Linked DNA regions of Homo sapiens: region 1 is linked to region 2. A link is a loop called in an ENCODE intact Hi-C map of the cell type or tissue named here. Cell type or tissue: testis. All regions are shown on one strand. Region 1 holds the start of LOC124902152 (a long non-coding RNA gene). Region 2 overlaps RECK (reversion inducing cysteine rich protein with kazal motifs).

Region 1 (8,000 bases), 300 kb before region 2:
TTTTTCAGACAGAGTTTCGCTCTTACTGCCCAGGCTGGAGTGCAATGGTGTGATCTTGGCTCACTGCAACCTCCGCCTCCCGGGTTCAAGTGATTCTCCTGCCTCAGCCTCCCGAGTAGCTGGGATTACAGGCATCCGCTACCACGCCCGGCTAATTTTGTATTTTTAGTAGAGACGAGGTTTCTCCATGTTGGTCAGGCTGGTCTCAAACTCCTGACCTCAAGTGATCCTCCCACCTCAGCCTCCCAAAGTGCTGGTATTACAGGCGTGAGCCACCATGCCTGGCCCCAACCTGCTTTAAAAAAAAATAAACTTGGGAGCTGTGACCACCATGGGAGAAATTACTTGTTCAGGGGTAACCCACAGTGCTAGGGGTAGACCAGATCTTCTGTATCGAATGCAAGTTATATAAAATATTTGCTTAGGTATTCTGAGCACATTGTCAAAACGTGTTGATTCTTTGCTTGTTGTCTTTGCCTATCTTTCAGGCATGGTGTATTTCTCAGATTGGGGAAGAAAAGATGATTTTTCTTACATGATTTTTCTTATAAGTTTTCTCACTTTTAACTAATCCATGTGTGACTGGGGATGGAACCACAGTTCAGGCAAGGAGTATGAGGGCCAATTTATTTGTTGGACATCCTCTCTACAGCCTTGGAGGTGGTGTCCAATCCCCAATTTTTTGGCTTGATCTGTTGTTCTCCAGCTTAAAGTTTCTCTCCTGATATGTATCTGTTTATAGTTTATAGTGCTGGAAGAAACTGATTCCAGCTCTGATGTTAATTATTAAATCCTGTGAGTTACAAATTCTCATTAATTTATATTGGGCACAGCAATTTGCACAAGCCCTCCAGCATTATTTTTACATTCGTTCACAGGGCCATATTCCATAATTTCTAGGTGGCAAACGTTTATATTTGAGTAGCTACTACATACAGAGCAATGTTCTAGATACTGGGGATACTGCATTGAAGAAAACAGAAGTCTTTGCTCTTATGCAGCTTGCTTTCTGTGAGTGGGGAAAGGCAAGACAATAAAGATATTGTTAACTGATTATTTGTGTTGTGAAGAATAAGAAAGCAGGGAAGGGGGCATAGAAGTACTGGGAGAAGGTTGTCCTCTTTTTTTTTTTTTTTGGAGACAGAGTCTTGCTCTGTTGCCCAGGCTGGAGTGCAGTGGCGCGATCTCAGTTCACTGCAAGCTCTGCCTCCTGGGTTCACTCCATTCTCCTGCCTCAGCCTCCCTAGTAGCTGGGACTACAGGTGCCTGTCACCACGCCTGGCTAATTTTTTGTATTTGTAGTAGAGAGGGGGTTTCACTGTGTTAGCCAGGATGGTCTCGATCTCCTGACCTCGTGACCCACCCGCCTCGGCCTCCCAAAGTGCTAGGATTACAGGCGTGAGCCACCGTGCCCGGCCGAAGGTTGTCCTTTTAACCAGGTAGTCACAACACCCTTTGAAGTAGGGACTGCTTTATTCCAGTTTTATCAGTGAGGAATCTGAGGCACAGATTAAATATTTACCCAAGATCACACAGCAGTACACTGGGATTCCATCCCAAGCTGCCTTGCTCAAGTCTGTACTCTGCTGTTTGAAGAAACCTATTCCTATTTTAACTTCACCCATTCAACTGTGACATGCTTGGAGAAACATATCTGCAAGTGGAGAAGGCCTCAGAGAGTCACAGTGGAACTGAACCATTGGCACCAGTCCTTCTCGGTAGTTTTTTTTCTTGCCCCCAGGCCTTTATTCTGATTCATGACTATTTGTTATTCCAGGCTCCTTGCCAAGTCATCCCTACCCTGTGTCAGGTTCAGAATTCTGTGCGAGTTTTTTGTTTGTTTGTTTGTGACAGGGTCGCACTTTGTTACCCAGGCTGGGGTGCAGTGGCGCAATTTCTGCTCACTGCGACCTCTGCCCCCACCTTCAAGGGATTCTCCCACCTCAGCCTTCCCAAGTAGCTGGGAATACAGATGCCGTGCCACCTGTAGTCATGTTTCACTTAGATACTGAAATTAACTCAGCTAATGTCAGTTTGAAAATAGTCACATTTTCACAGTGACAACAAGCTTGAGCTGGGGAACTAGGTCTGACCTGAGAATGAGATAAAATATTGAAGAATTTGATAAGACTATTCTCTCAGTTGAGGTGAATTAACTTGTAGCCTCAATTATATATTTTTTCAGAGTTCTTGATACATTGCCAGGAGGATGGCCATTTGAGAAACGAAAATAGAAGAGTTCTTCCTAAACTGCTTATGTGTACTGATTCAGAGCAGGAGTCTTTCTTGACAAGAATTCCTTATAGTAGGCTTCATTCATTTGTCTTGGAAAAAAGCACCCATCCAGCTTGTGGTATAAGTAATCCCATGCATACTGCCTTCAGGGAAGATGGAAAATGTACTTACAGGTTCAATATCGCTTATCTAAAATGCTTGGGACCAGAAGTGTTTGGGATTTTGGATTTTTTTCAGGTTTTGTATATTTGCGTTATATACTGGTTGAGCATCCCAAATCTGAAAATCCAAAATGTTCCATTGAGTACTTCCTTTGAGTGTGAAATCTTTGCTCAGAAAGTTTTGGATTTTGTAGCATTTCAGATTTTGGATTTTTAGATTTTTGCTCGAGATGTACCAGTTTTTCTTCTGTGACTGTATACTTCCTTTTTCTTGATCTTTTTACTTTTTAGTATTTATTTGTTTATTTTTGAAATGGAGTCTTGCTCCATTGCCCAGGCTGGAATGCAGTGGTGTGATCTCGGCTCACTGCAACCTCCACTGCCAGGGTTCAAGCAATTCTCCAGCCTCAGCCTCCCGAGTAGCTGGGATTACAGGCATGCACCACCACCATGCCCAGCTAATTTGTTGTTGTTGTTGTTGTTTTTTGAGACAGAGTCTTGCTCTGTCACCCAGGCTGGAGTGCAGTGGCACCATCTCGCCTCACTGCAACCTCCGCCTCCCAGGTTCAAGCGATTCTCCTGCCTCAGCCTCCTGAGTTGCTGGGATTACAGGCGCGTACCACCACATTTGGCTAATTTTTGTATTTTTAGTAGAGATAGGGTTTCACCATGTTGGCCAAGCTGGTCATGAACTCCTGACCTCAAGTGATCTGCCCGCCTCAGCCTCCCAAAGTGCTGGGATTACAGGCATGAGCCACTGCGCCCAGCCTGTATTTTTTTTTCGTAGAGATGGGGTTTCACCATGCTGGCCAGGCTGGTCTTCAGCTCCTGTCCTCAAGTGATCCACCTGCTTTGGTCTTCCAAAGTGCCGGGATTACAGGCATGAATCATCATGCCTGGCCTCTTTTTAATTTTTAAAAATTACATATTGATTGTTGGCCAGGCGCAGTGGCTCATGCCTGTAATCCCAGCACTTTGGGAGGCCGAAATGAGTGGATCACTCAACCTCAAGAGTTTGAGACCAGCTGACCAGCCTGGACAACATGGCAAAACCCTGTGTATACAAAAAATACAAAATTAGCTGGGCCTAGTGGTACACACCTGTGGTCCTAGCTACTCAGGAGGCTGAGGCGGGAAGATTACTTGAGGTTGCATGGAGATCAAGCCACTGCATTCCAGCCTGGGTGATGGAGTGAGACCCTGTCTCCAAAAAAAAAAAAAAAATCACATATTGATTGTAAAAACAAACACAGCACTCTATTCAGTTTCTCTCCTGAGAAATAACAATTGGAATTTCAGTATTAACAGATTGTTTTTTCTTACCATATTTGTATGAAATGTTTTTCATCCTTGTAAAATCAAGTTCCTTGATTGTACCTTGGTAGAGAAAGATTCTCTAGCTTAAGATAGGAACTAGATTTGTAAAAGTTAAGCAGTGTTTCATTTAAAAAGTGGTGGAAGTGGCTGGGTTTGGTGGCTCATGCTTGTAATCCCAGCAGATTGGGAGGCCAAGGCAGGCAGGTCACTTGGGGCCAGGAGTTCGAGACCAGCCTGGCCAACATGGTGAAACCCTGTCTCTACTAAAAATACAAAAATTAGCTGAGCGTAGTGGTGCACGCCTGTAATCCCAGCTACTCGGAAGGTTGAGGCAGGAGAATCTCTTGAACCCAGAAGTGGAGTTTGTATTGAACCGAGATTGCACCACTGCACTCCCGCCTGGGTGACAGAGTGAGATTCTGTCTCCAAAACCAAAAAAAGTGATGGAAGTATTGTTAATTTATAGAATTATTATTGGTACTTTTAGGTAAATAGTTCAAATATCAAAAATAAAAGTTAACCTACTGTTAGAATTCAAGTAAGATGTATAATTTTAAATCAAAAGCGGGCAGGATTAACTTGCAGCTTCTACTCGGATGGACAAAACAGTGTGTGGAGACTCACATCGTGAACTTTTGCTTCAAGAACTACCGCAGGAACATAACAGTAAAACCGAAATTATTCACAGACCCTTTGAAATAAGCGGCTTGTCGCTGCAAATTCCATGAGACAGCCAAAAGCTGTGAGTGCCCAAAGTGAAGAGGGGGAAAGTCTGCCTCTGAACACACATCCTCACTGGGGAACCTGAAAATCCAGATCATGGGAGAAGGATTTAACCTTACCTGGAGCTGATACGAATTTAGAGAGCCAAATGAAATATAAAAGTTGATGCAAGGCCAGGCGCGGTGGCTCCCAGCCAAAAAGTGCTGTAATCCCAGCACTTTGGGAGGCCAAGGTGGGTGGATCATCTGCAGTCAGGAGTTCGAGACCAGCCTGGCTAACGTGGCGAAATCCTATCTCTACTAAAAATACAGAAATTAGCTGGGCATGTGGCACATGCCTGTAATCCCAGCTACTTAGGCAGCTGAGGCAGGAGAATCGCTTTAACCAAGGAGGCGGAGGCTGCAGTGAGCTGAGATGGTGCCGCTGCACTCCAGCCTGGGCCACAGAATGTGACTCTGTCTCAAAAAAAAAAAAAAAAAAAAAAAAAAAATATCGAGGCAGCAGCAAGAAGGAGCCCTGTAGACACTTCTAGTCCCCAGGGAAGCCATTTCTGACTTTTATCTTACCAGGGGTTCTTGGGAAAGGCTGCCATTAGAAATGGGGAAGGACCACAGGGAGAAGAAAACTTACAGCCTAACTTTGTAATAATTTTGACTGAGTGCAAATTTTCCTGGGCAATATTTGGGAGTGGGCAAACCGAAAGTGCAGATACTGGCACAGAAGTTAGGGCAGGCAGGGAGGGGCAAGACCTGAAATCCTTGCCTGCTTTCTCAGCAGGGGCTTTTGTAGCCTGGGGCAAAATCTCAGCCTTGCTCTAAGGCTGCCTGGATATAACGGTGTTGTCAGGGCATGGTGGGACTGAGACCGGCCTTGCTGGTTGTGGAGGAATTCGGTGAGGCCTGTCACTGCCAGCTTGCCCCCAACTCCCTGGTGATCTGTTTGAAGCAGCAGAGGCAACCATAATCCCCCAGGGAATACAATTTTATTGGCCTGAGAATCACACCCCCATCCCCCATCCTCCCATCTCCCACCCCCTCCCCCTCCCTCCGCCCTGTGGCCACAGCAAGCCCCGCCCAAGGAGAGTCTCAGATATGCCTAACCTGGCCCTTACTTGATGGTCTTTTTCCGCCCTGGTAGCGTAAAACAAAACACATAATATCTTGAGAGCTCTATGGTGCCACCCATCACCTGATAAATCAGAATACTTATCCAAGTGACCTTAGGGCAAACTTGTATCCCCCGCCCCGTACTACTGCAGTCGATGTTGTATTGAAAGCGCCACCTTCTGACTGGAGGCCAACCAACTGAAGCCATTACAGCAACTCATAAAAGAACAACTCTGCACCAAGAAAGGAGAAAATAATAGCAAATTCCACTGCCTGTAACATCCTAGCTAACCAGAGGTTCTGAGTCTGTCCATGTTACAACTTCACTGCCAGCACAACCAGCATTTGAGAAAACCAGTGCACTAAACAAAACTACCAAGGACCCTCACAGGGTCCACTTCATTCCCCTGCTACCTCCATCGGAGCAGATGCCACAGCTGAGAGACCGGGATACTGATCACATTACAGGACTCTTTGCAGACACTCCCCAGTACCAGCCCGGACCCCAGTAGCTCTACTAGGTGGCTAGATGCAGAAGAGCAGCAACAATCACTGTAGTCCAGCTCTCAGGAACCTCATCCCTAGGGGAAGGGGGAGAGCACCATGTCAGGGGATCACCCCATGGGACAAAAGAATCTGAACAACAGCTATTGAGCCCCAGATCTTTCCTCTGACATTAGAAAAAAACAAAAAAACAAAAAAAACAAGATACGGACAAAAAAATCTCCAGAGAAATAAAATCAATAAAACAACAATCACAACTTCAGGAAATGAAAGACACACTTAAATACAAAATACACTGGAAAATTTCAATAGAATTGAACAAGAAAGAAGTTGAGGGCTCAAAGATAAGGCTTTTTAATTAACCCAGTGTGACAAAAAAGAAAAAAACTGAATAAAGCCTCCAATAAGTTTGAGATTATGTTAAACGATCAAGCCTAAGAATAATTGGTGTTGTTGAGGAAGAAGGGAAATCTAAAAATTTGGAAAACTTATTTGAGGGAATGATTGAGGAAAATTTCCCTGGCCTTGCTAGAGATCTATACATCCAAATACGAGAAACTCAAATAACTCCTGGGAAATGCATTGCAAAAAGATTATCACCTAGGCACACAGTCATCAGGCTAACTAAAATAAAGATGAAGAAAAGAACCTTAAGAACTGTTAGGGAAAAGCATAAAGGAAAACCTGTCAGATTAACAGCACGTTTTTCAGCAGAAACCCTGCAAGCTAGAAGGGATTGGAGTCCTATGTTTAGCCTCCTTAAACAAAACAATTACCAGCCACGAATTTTGTATCCAGTGAAACTAAGCTTCATAAATAAAGGAAAGATAAAAGTCTTATTCAGACAAACAAATGCTGAGAGAATTCGACACCACCAAGCCAGCACTACAGGAACTGCTAAAAGGAGTTCTAAATCTTTTTTTTTTTTTTTTTTTGGAGACAGAGTTTCGCTCTCGTTGCCCAGGCTGGAGTGCAATGGTGCGATCCCGGCTCACCACAACCTCCACCTCCTGGGTTCTAGTGATTCTCCTGCCTCAGCCTCCCGAGTAGCTGGGATTACAGGCATGTGCCACCACGCCCGGCTAATTTTTTGTATTTTTAGTAGAGACAGGGTTTCTCCATGTAGGTCAGGCTGGTCTCGAACTCCCAACCTCAGGTGATCTGCCCCCCTCAGCCTCCCAAAGTGCTGGGATGAACAGGCGTGAGCCCAGTTCTAAATCTTGAAACAAAACAAAACTTCAAAGTACACCAAAATAGAACCTCCTTAAAGCATAAATCTCACGGGGCCTATAAAACAATAACACAAGGAAAAAATACCAAGATATTCAGGCAGCAGCGAGAACGATGAATAGAATAGTAGCTAACATCTCAATACTAACGTTGAATGTAAATGGCCTAAATGCTCCACAAAGAATACAGAGTGGCAGAATGGGTAAGAATTCACCAACCAAGTATCTGCTGTCTTCAAGAGACTCACCTAACACATAAGGACTCACATAAACATAAGGTAAAGGAGTGAAAAAAGATATTCCATGCAAATGGACATGAAAAGCAAACAGGAGTCGCTATCCGGAGTCGCTATCCTTATATCAGACGAAACAGACTTTAAAGCAGTAACAGTTAACAAAGACAAGGAGGGACATTATGTAATGATAAAAGGACTGGTCCAACAGGAAAATATCATAATCCTAAATATATTTGCATTTAACACTGGAGCTCCCAAATTTACAAAACAATTGCTACTAGAAAACAGCAGCACAATAATAGTGGAGGACTTCAATACTCCACTGACAGCACTAGACAAGTCATCAAGATGGAAAGTTAACAAAGAAACAATGGGCTTGAACTATACAACAAAAGTGACCAAATGAGAATCAAATCAAGAACTCAACTGCTTTTACAATAGCTGCAAAAACAAACAAACAAAACTAGGAATAGACCTAAGAGCTGAAAG
Region 2 (8,000 bases):
TATTACATCAAATAGCTTATTTCAAACTGTGAAACACATTCAAAGTATTCAATTTCTTAGACAACATGCATACATTTTAATACTCAGCTTGACACTTTTAAATATATAAACCACAATTCTTTATACTTCTATATCAAAAAAGAAAGTCAGACAGAACACTTATCTACATTGTGCATATCACAAAAAGCAAATGTGTTTTCACGAATGGAAAGCACTGGGTTAACACACATGATTGTCATTTTACAAATATGGCTATTCACCTTCTTCATAATAAAATAGAAATATAATGTATTATTTACATGAACTACACATTATTTCACTTTTTGGCAATTATATAAGTAGCAGCAATTGGTTTAAAGATTGATGTTTAAAAACTCTACATTTAACTTGGATGAATACCGATGAATATATATCTGGTTAATATAAAAATTGCATAATGCAAGATGCTTTGATGCAATGTCACTTCTCCCTTTCACAAAAGTCACAGACACAAATCCGTGACCAGTGAGCCTGTTGCTTACAACATATAATTATATGAGTGTCATTTAATCAGCTTGCTTTTGCATAACACAGTAGTTGGGGTTCTGAATTAAATTTCTGTAATTTAATGCAAATTTGCCTGATAATTTACATAATTTACATAATTTCAAAGATGTTTTATCTATGTTTCATATTCTTTAATGGCAGTGGCTCTTCACTGGGACCCCTAGCTTCTAGCCAGAGTAGGTAATTATCTGTAAACAAAACAAATGCAACGGGAACCTTAAATACTTCAAAAAGAACTCTGAAATGAAGTTTGTGAACCTGATAGTACAGTGAATTATCTTTCTAAAAAGTGGTCATCTCATTTCCCAGCGATAAATTTGCTTTAGAGTGGGGGACCCTTATGGTGAGGAAATGTAAATCATATGGCAGTGGTCTACCAGGAAGAGACATTCTGTTTTCATTAGTATTTGGAACAACACATTTTAACATTTGTAAAAACAAAACAAAAATCCTACTAATATTGGCGGATTAAAAAAAAAAATACTGTGTGGCGAATAGAGGTGACATGTGCCTTTCCTTGGCCAATATTCAACTACAAACCAGCAGTCCTGAATGTCTTTTTCAAGGCAGGAGAGTGAGGTGGAGGAGCATTCTGCACTTTCCGTGGGCAGTCAGTTATATGTCCAGAGCAAGTGCAAGGCAAGGCCCAAGCTGAGGGGAAGGAGGAGGGAGTGGCAAGAAGGCCTGGCCCTGACACCGGCCGATGGCACACTGCTGGAGACCTGTACCTGGGAAATGATGAGGGCAGAGAGAGGGACATGGGACGCCAAAGTCGGGCTGTCAGAGTTGATAAGGGACTCAATCTTCTCTGCTTCTTTATTGCAGGCTTCAATCTGTGAGGAGAAACAAGGTTCCCTTAATATAAAACCACAGAACGTTTTCAACATCAAGCCAGACAAATTCCACGTATATCCTAAAAGTAGCGTGGCCTCAGAGGGCATTTACTTTCTCTTTGTCCTTCTGTTCTTATCCAAAGTAACATTTTATTATAGTTTTAGTTTATTACATAAATATAGCAGCATTAATGGAAATCAAACCAGAAAAGAAATAATTGGCCATGTGTTGTGGCTCATGCCTGTAATCCTAGCACTCTGGGAGGCCAAGGTGGGAGGGTAGCTTGAGCCCAGGAGTTCGAGACCAGCCTGGGCAATGTAGCAAGATCCCATCTCAAAGAAAAGAAAAGAAGAAAAAAGAAAAGAGAAAGACAAGAAATAATCCACAATGCCACTGCCCTAATCAATCAACTGTTTTCATTTTTCCACACCTGTTACCCACACCTCTTACCCACATTTAGACTTTATCCTTACATGGTTAGTTAGGGTCACACAGAATACAATTTTAATGTCCATTGAAACATGAAAAGGAAAACAACGACGAGATGAACTTCCTAGTGATTCACAGACTGCTTGCCTTCGTTCCCTTCCCTTGAGCCCTCACTGCCTTTGATGTTGAAACTTGGGTCTACGTGAGTGGGGTTCTACATGTCTCCAGACTGACAAAGAAACACTAGAGCCCACATGACCAGCTCTGATGGGATCTTCCTCCACAGTGGGCACACAGCTCTCAGGAGACTGGAGTCTTTTCTGGCTTTATCACTGCATGACCTGCACCAGTTCCTTCCCCGGCTTGGGCATCAGCTGCCTCGTCTGTACAATGGGTGGATTAGAGACAGTGATTTCTCGGACCCCTTCCAGCTGTGCACACTCCCAGTCACAGTATCTTAATCCCTCCCCTGCCCTGGTGCCTCTGCATCCCACTGTCAAATGTGCACCAGGTCTCAGCCACTGGCAAAGTGCTCAGTCCTTTAGAGATTGCCTTGCTTTTCTCCCTCCTGTCCCGCTGAACTTCCCAAATGCCTCCACTCCCTCACCCACGGATCCTTCCTCGGTCCTAGTTTGTGCCCACTCCCTCCTAGGTGCACCAAACTTGAAAGTGACAAGATGGCTTCACAACATGTGCTGAACTCACCTGCAGAGCTTTTGGATAGTGATCGACGGGAATGATCAGGATCACAATTTCTGATTCAATGCTGAAGTATCCAAACACATCACACTGTGGGACAGACACGTGCATGCGGATTTTCTGAAGTATTTCCAGAACTGTTATTGGCTTTTTATTTGTTACCTGGAAAGAGAAAACATGTATTACCTGAAAAAAAGAAGAATTCCTATGACTGCCTAAGCTCCCTTGCTTTGGGCTGCCAGCTGAGGAGGCTCTTTTGACCGCACAGCCCTCAGCGGAAGGCCCAACCGCAGCTTTGCTAGGCCAAATTCTGAATCTCCAGTCCATCACAATGGGGTTTTGCCTGACTGAGAAACTCTGTAGTGAAGATACATACTTTCACCAGAACCACTTTTGCAAAAAGTGACTGTTCTGAGGTAGAGGTCACAGGGTTTTTAAAAATACAGGTGTTTGTAATCAAAATGGGGCTAAATCTCTAGGTTGTGGCAAGTGTTGGGTGCAACATTTCTGGAGCCCTGTGATGGTGCAGAAAAGAGAGAGGGCAGAACTATGCAGGGAACGGGCAGGGCTCCAGAAGATCCCCTCAGGAGGCACGGGGACTGGTGTGAGGGGAGGCGACCTCAAAAGCACCTGGGCACCCACCAGTCTCTGGCTACCTGGCTCTGCCTGCAGCCCCACCTATGCTTACTGTGCCAGCAGGGGCCTTTTCTAAGAAAGGCTCACGCTGACTGTGATGTGCACAGCCAGGGTGTAGGGGGGAGGAACATGGGCTTGGGAGTCAGCCAGCCTGGGTGCAAACCCTCGTCCTACTGATTAAGGGCTATATGGCCCTGGGAAAGTTGCTTTTCTGAAGATTAGTTTCTTTATCTATGAATGAGGACAACACATTCTACTCTCTAGGATTACTGAGAGGCTTAGCAATAAGATTTCAATAGCATCTGAATATAAAGCAATTTACCTTAGCAATAGTATCCAGTTTTTCTTTGTCAAATAAAACTCTTAACATCCCAGCACATAATGGGCAACAAGCACCTGTATAACAGAAACCATTTTATGTGCGTTCAGAATTAGAAACAAAGAGAATTTAAAATCCTTAGTGAAATGTCCAGCCCTTCATTTTGGGCAGGAGAGTTACAGTGTCCTTCCCAAAGACTGTACCTTCATATAAGCTCCTTGACCAACCTGGAGTCCTCTCATCTCTACATTTACCAAAATCCTTTCTCTACCCCTGCTTTTCATCCTTCACCACTCCTTGGAGTGAGAAGGCTGTGGTGCAGATAGCATAGAGACAGCTGGCTTTTCAAGAGACCTGGGGCCTGATCCTGCTCTGCCTCAAAACTCACTGTGTGATTCTGGGCAAATGCTTCTGCCAGGCCTTGTTTCCCTGTCTGCAAAATAAGGGAGTTGGTGTTTCAGGGGTTCCATGAGTGTTTGATTCAAATTTAATTTTTTTTTTTTTTGAGACAGAGTCTCGCTCTGTTGCCCAGGCTAGAGTGCAGTGGCGCGATCTCGGCTCACTGCAAGCTCCGCCTCCCGGGTTCATGCCATTCTCCTGCCTCAGCCTCCAGAGTAGCTGGGACTACAGGTGCCCGCCACCATGCCCGGCTAATTTTTTTGTATTTTTAGTAGAGACAGGGTTTCACCGTGTTAGTCAGGATGGTTTCGATCTCCTGATCTCGTGATCCGCCTGCCTCGGCCTCCCAAAGTGCTGGGATTACAGGCGTGAGCCACCACGCCCGACCGATTCAAATTTAATTTTAAAAATTATTTTAAACTGCTAAAACCCATAACAGAATATGGCATAATCAAATATAATATTATGCCGTATTTTCACACGACAGAGATTTAACCAATCCATTAGCAGCCTCTCTGCCCTGGGCCCCTCCGATTCCCCTTCATTTCGTGTCATCGTACTTGCTGCCATCTGGTTTAGTGCAGATTTGCATGGCAACTTATGTTTGGTCTGTCACCTCCCTCAGAACATGGTCTCCAGAAGGAAAAGGGCTTTGTTTTTCTCACTGCTGTGTCCCCAGTGCTTAGAGGAGCGTCTGGCACATAGTGAAAGCTAAATAAACATTTGATGAATTAACGGATGGAGGAATGAACCTGTTAGATCCAGATTAACCTGTTCTGTGCAGACTTGGAATAAAGTCTCTTCTGCTACTTCTGTTTGACTAAGAGTGTGAGATTGTAAGGTAAGCTGTTTTAAAAAACTGTTATTGCTAAAAACAGTCTGTATGAAACAAAACTTTTCTGATTATATGCAACTAAAACAATTAAATTAGATGTTAAGGCCAATCTAAGACAACAACTATCTTCTATTTCTCTCAATTTCAAAAGTTTGTGTTCATCAAAACTACTTTAATTATTCATTAATTAGTAATTCGTTATTTGTTAACTTTGTAATAAGTAAACATTATGCATTTAATAACCCTAATTTTCATAATTGAATACTGCTTTATCTGTTTATATATTGGTGTCTGGTGTAAGATTTAGCTTGAGAAAAGGCTGCTGTATTGTTTTAAAATAGCAGGACACCAGATGATATCGAAGGCAAGCCCTAGTTTTTTAAGGTCAACCCAAAGTAGTGAGTATGATCAGCATAAGAATCTCTTCAAGACTTTCTGAAAAACGTAAATGAGCTCTCTTCTCAATGACTCACTCTCTGGAGGTGGATAAGCAAATCTTCTCAGTCCTCCCCTGTCCACCCCGATACTGCCAGCCTACCCGGTGGGATGATGGGTTTGCATCCAGCTGCCAAGAGCGAAGGACACTTGACAGAAGCACACTCGGCGACGGAGCTGTGCTCTGAGAGGACTCCGACGGCCTGGCAGTCCCCATAGTAATCGACTGCCACGCGATCCGAGTAGGCAGCACACACACTGCTGTAGGTCTCACCATTGTGCCCACATACGGGCTCGGTTGCTCTGCAAAAGGGCTGAGGGCAAACAAATCACATTTAGCCTGGAAATGTCTATGTTGTACCTTTCCCAACCAAGAGTACACAGCATGCCTCCCTATTTTCAGGAAGGAAAAAAGACACAGGTATAAATTATGAGGACCTCTTAAGTTCCTGAGGTGGGCTAAATGCTGGGGGTGGTGGTGGCGTGGGCAGCAATATGGGTGTCTCCAGATGAGCTGAAAGATTACTTTTCTCAGCCTCTCTGGGATCTGGGTGCTTATTCCATGTGAACTGATAAGAGATAAAAATCTTCTTTCCTGCTACCTCTCTCTGCTCTGCTCAGACTTCTGTTAGTATCCCAGAAGCGCCTCTTTAAGATGACCAGATCAATCTTCATGCAAATGCAGAGGTCTTATCATTTCATGCTGGGTATGGGATAAGGAGAGGGAGGAGTTGGGGGAGCAGTGGGGTAGACAGACTCTGGAGCCAACAGGTAGGTCAGGAATAGATCAGAGAAAAATCACAGCCAGGAGAAGGGAACAAGTAGGGGAAGACAGAATTCAGGGTAGATGGGATCAATGCAAATGGCACAGGGGCTCTGAGAGAAAACAAGCATGTTTCAGGGAGACATCATGATGGAATTTTTCTAACCATGAAGACCAGAGAATGTGAAGCAATCATTTTAAGTGTTAGCTGGTTGTGGGCAGCGGATGCTAGGCCCAAAGCACGGCCCCAGGGAGAGGGGCAAGCATAAAATCAGTGGTGCATGTGAGAAGCCTCAAAAGGAATTGTCCTTGGTTTTTTCTTTTTTTTTAGATGGAGTCTTGCTCTGTCACCCAGGCTGGAGTGCAATGGCATGATCTCGGCTCACTGCAACTTCCGCCTCCCGGGTTCAAGCGATTCTCCTGCCTCAGCCTCCTGAGTAGCTGGGATTACAGGCATGTGCCACCATGCCCAGCTAATTTTTGTATTTTTAGTAGAGATGGGGTTTCACCATGTTGGTCAAGCTGATCTTGAACTCCTGACCTTGTGATCCACCTCTTCTGCCTCCCAAAGTGCTGGGATTACAGGCGTGAGCCACCGCGCCCGGCCCAGTTTTTTTCCTTAAAACATAAATGCAGATTCCATAAACCTACAAAACTGAGAGATAAGCTGATGTAAAAAGACATTAAGTCTTAAAGAAAATTTCAATGACTTTTCAGTACCTTGGGAGGTGGGACTGATGTGGGAAGAGTGGGAAAACTTTTCTTGGTTTTGACTCACATTCTTCCTGCTTTGTTTCTTAGTGAGGGCCCAGAGAACTATGAGAAGTAAGAATGATGTTGACCATGCCAGGGTTGTGAAACTTTTAAGTTCTTTTCCTAGGAGTGGACTGCAAGAAGCCACTCTCTGTTCTTGCTTGTACACCAGATGTGCAAAGGTACACACACTAGCAAGATAGCTTCCAGAGTTAGGAGAAGGAGCCAGTCTTCCTTTTTAGTGGAGGACTGGGTGCTATAGATTTGACAGGATTCACAGAAGACCCTCGGCTGGTCTTACTGTTGATTCATCTGTAAAATATCATAAACCAATTTTATCCGTAGTGTACTTTGTTTTGTCAGCCAAAGCACTGTACCTGGCAGGGACCTTTGTAAGAGAGGCTTTTTCCTCTTTGGTATAAAGTGCAGAGATTGTTGTGCTCCATGTGGTCTGTGTCACAAACAGGATCTTGGACCTGGTCACACGCGAGCTGTCTTGGTACACACTCATACTGGCTACATCCAAATTTATCAAAAGTCGTCAGGCAGACCTGTGGTTTGGGTATGCACCTGAAAAAGACGAATGCAGCACCATGAGCCAATGTAGGGAGGGACTGTGGTGGGGCTAGCAAAGCACTAGATGAGGGATAGGAGGCTGAAGAGAGAGCAAGAGATGAATCAGGACAGTCCTGTCTCCAAAGAGCTTATGTAGAGTGGGAGAGTCAAGCCTGTATATACAGTAGGCTAAAAAGTAGAAAAGATGTGCACAAAGCTTGCGGGGATGAGTCATTCTCGTCTGGGGAGCCTGAAGAAAGCATGGGGAGGAGGCAGTGTTCTAGCTGGAGGCTGGGGGGGCAAAGGGGGCAGCATGGGCTTGCCAGGCTGAGAGAGCAGCCATGAACACAGGTGTGATGCTCAAGGAATGTGGTGCTGGGGAAATGGCAGGTGATCCAGAGGGCAGGAGCCAAGCAGGCACAGACAGACCTATAGCAGAAGGGCCATGATATGAGGCCAAGAGATAGGCTGGAGCCTGAGGCTGGAGGCCCTTGCATTCAGTAACAAATGAAACACTTCCACGGGCTTAACTTTCAGCTTGGCTAATATGAGTCTACCTTAAGAAAAGGCCTCAGCTGGGCACGGTGCCTCACGCCTGTAATGCTAGCACTTTGGAAGGCCGAGGCGGGTGGATCACCTGAGGTCGGGAGTCGAGACCAGCCTGACCAACATGGAGAAACCCCATCTCTACTAAAAATACAAAATTAGCCAGGCATGGTGGCGCATGCCTGTAATCCCAGCTACTCAGGAGGCTGAGGCAGGATAATCGCTTGAACCCAGGAGGCGAAGGTTGCGGT

Evidence for each region. A loop is a pair of places that touch in the nucleus more often than their neighbours do. Peaks named below come from ENCODE experiments on the same cell type or tissue, not always from the same donor. Only the 100,000 strongest peaks of a DNase experiment are listed, where the experiment ranks them.
Region 1: it touches region 2 in a loop (8-fold over the local background); 2 of 110 quality-filtered maps call a loop at or near these places.

The regions. Positions count from the first base shown.
Region 1 is chr9:36,413,669-36,421,668 of GRCh38, reverse strand. LOC124902152 (a long non-coding RNA gene) reads left to right here and starts at 7,279. Exons shown (of 2, transcript XR_007061475.1): 1 at 7,279-8,000. It also overlaps a transcript of RNF38 not described here. RefSeq lists an enhancer at 5,359-5,981. In testis, no CTCF peak of the experiment used is centred here; no DNase peak of the experiment used is centred here.
Region 2 is chr9:36,116,203-36,124,202 of GRCh38, reverse strand. RECK (reversion inducing cysteine rich protein with kazal motifs) reads right to left here. Exons shown (of 21, transcript NM_021111.3): 17 at 7,026-7,218; 18 at 5,236-5,446; 19 at 3,467-3,540; 20 at 2,515-2,670; 21 at 1-1,379. The coding sequence ends at 1,158. Among named protein-coding and RNA genes, the nearest start is that of GLIPR2, 17 kb to the left of the region's middle. In testis, no CTCF peak of the experiment used is centred here; a DNase peak (open chromatin) is centred at 3,262.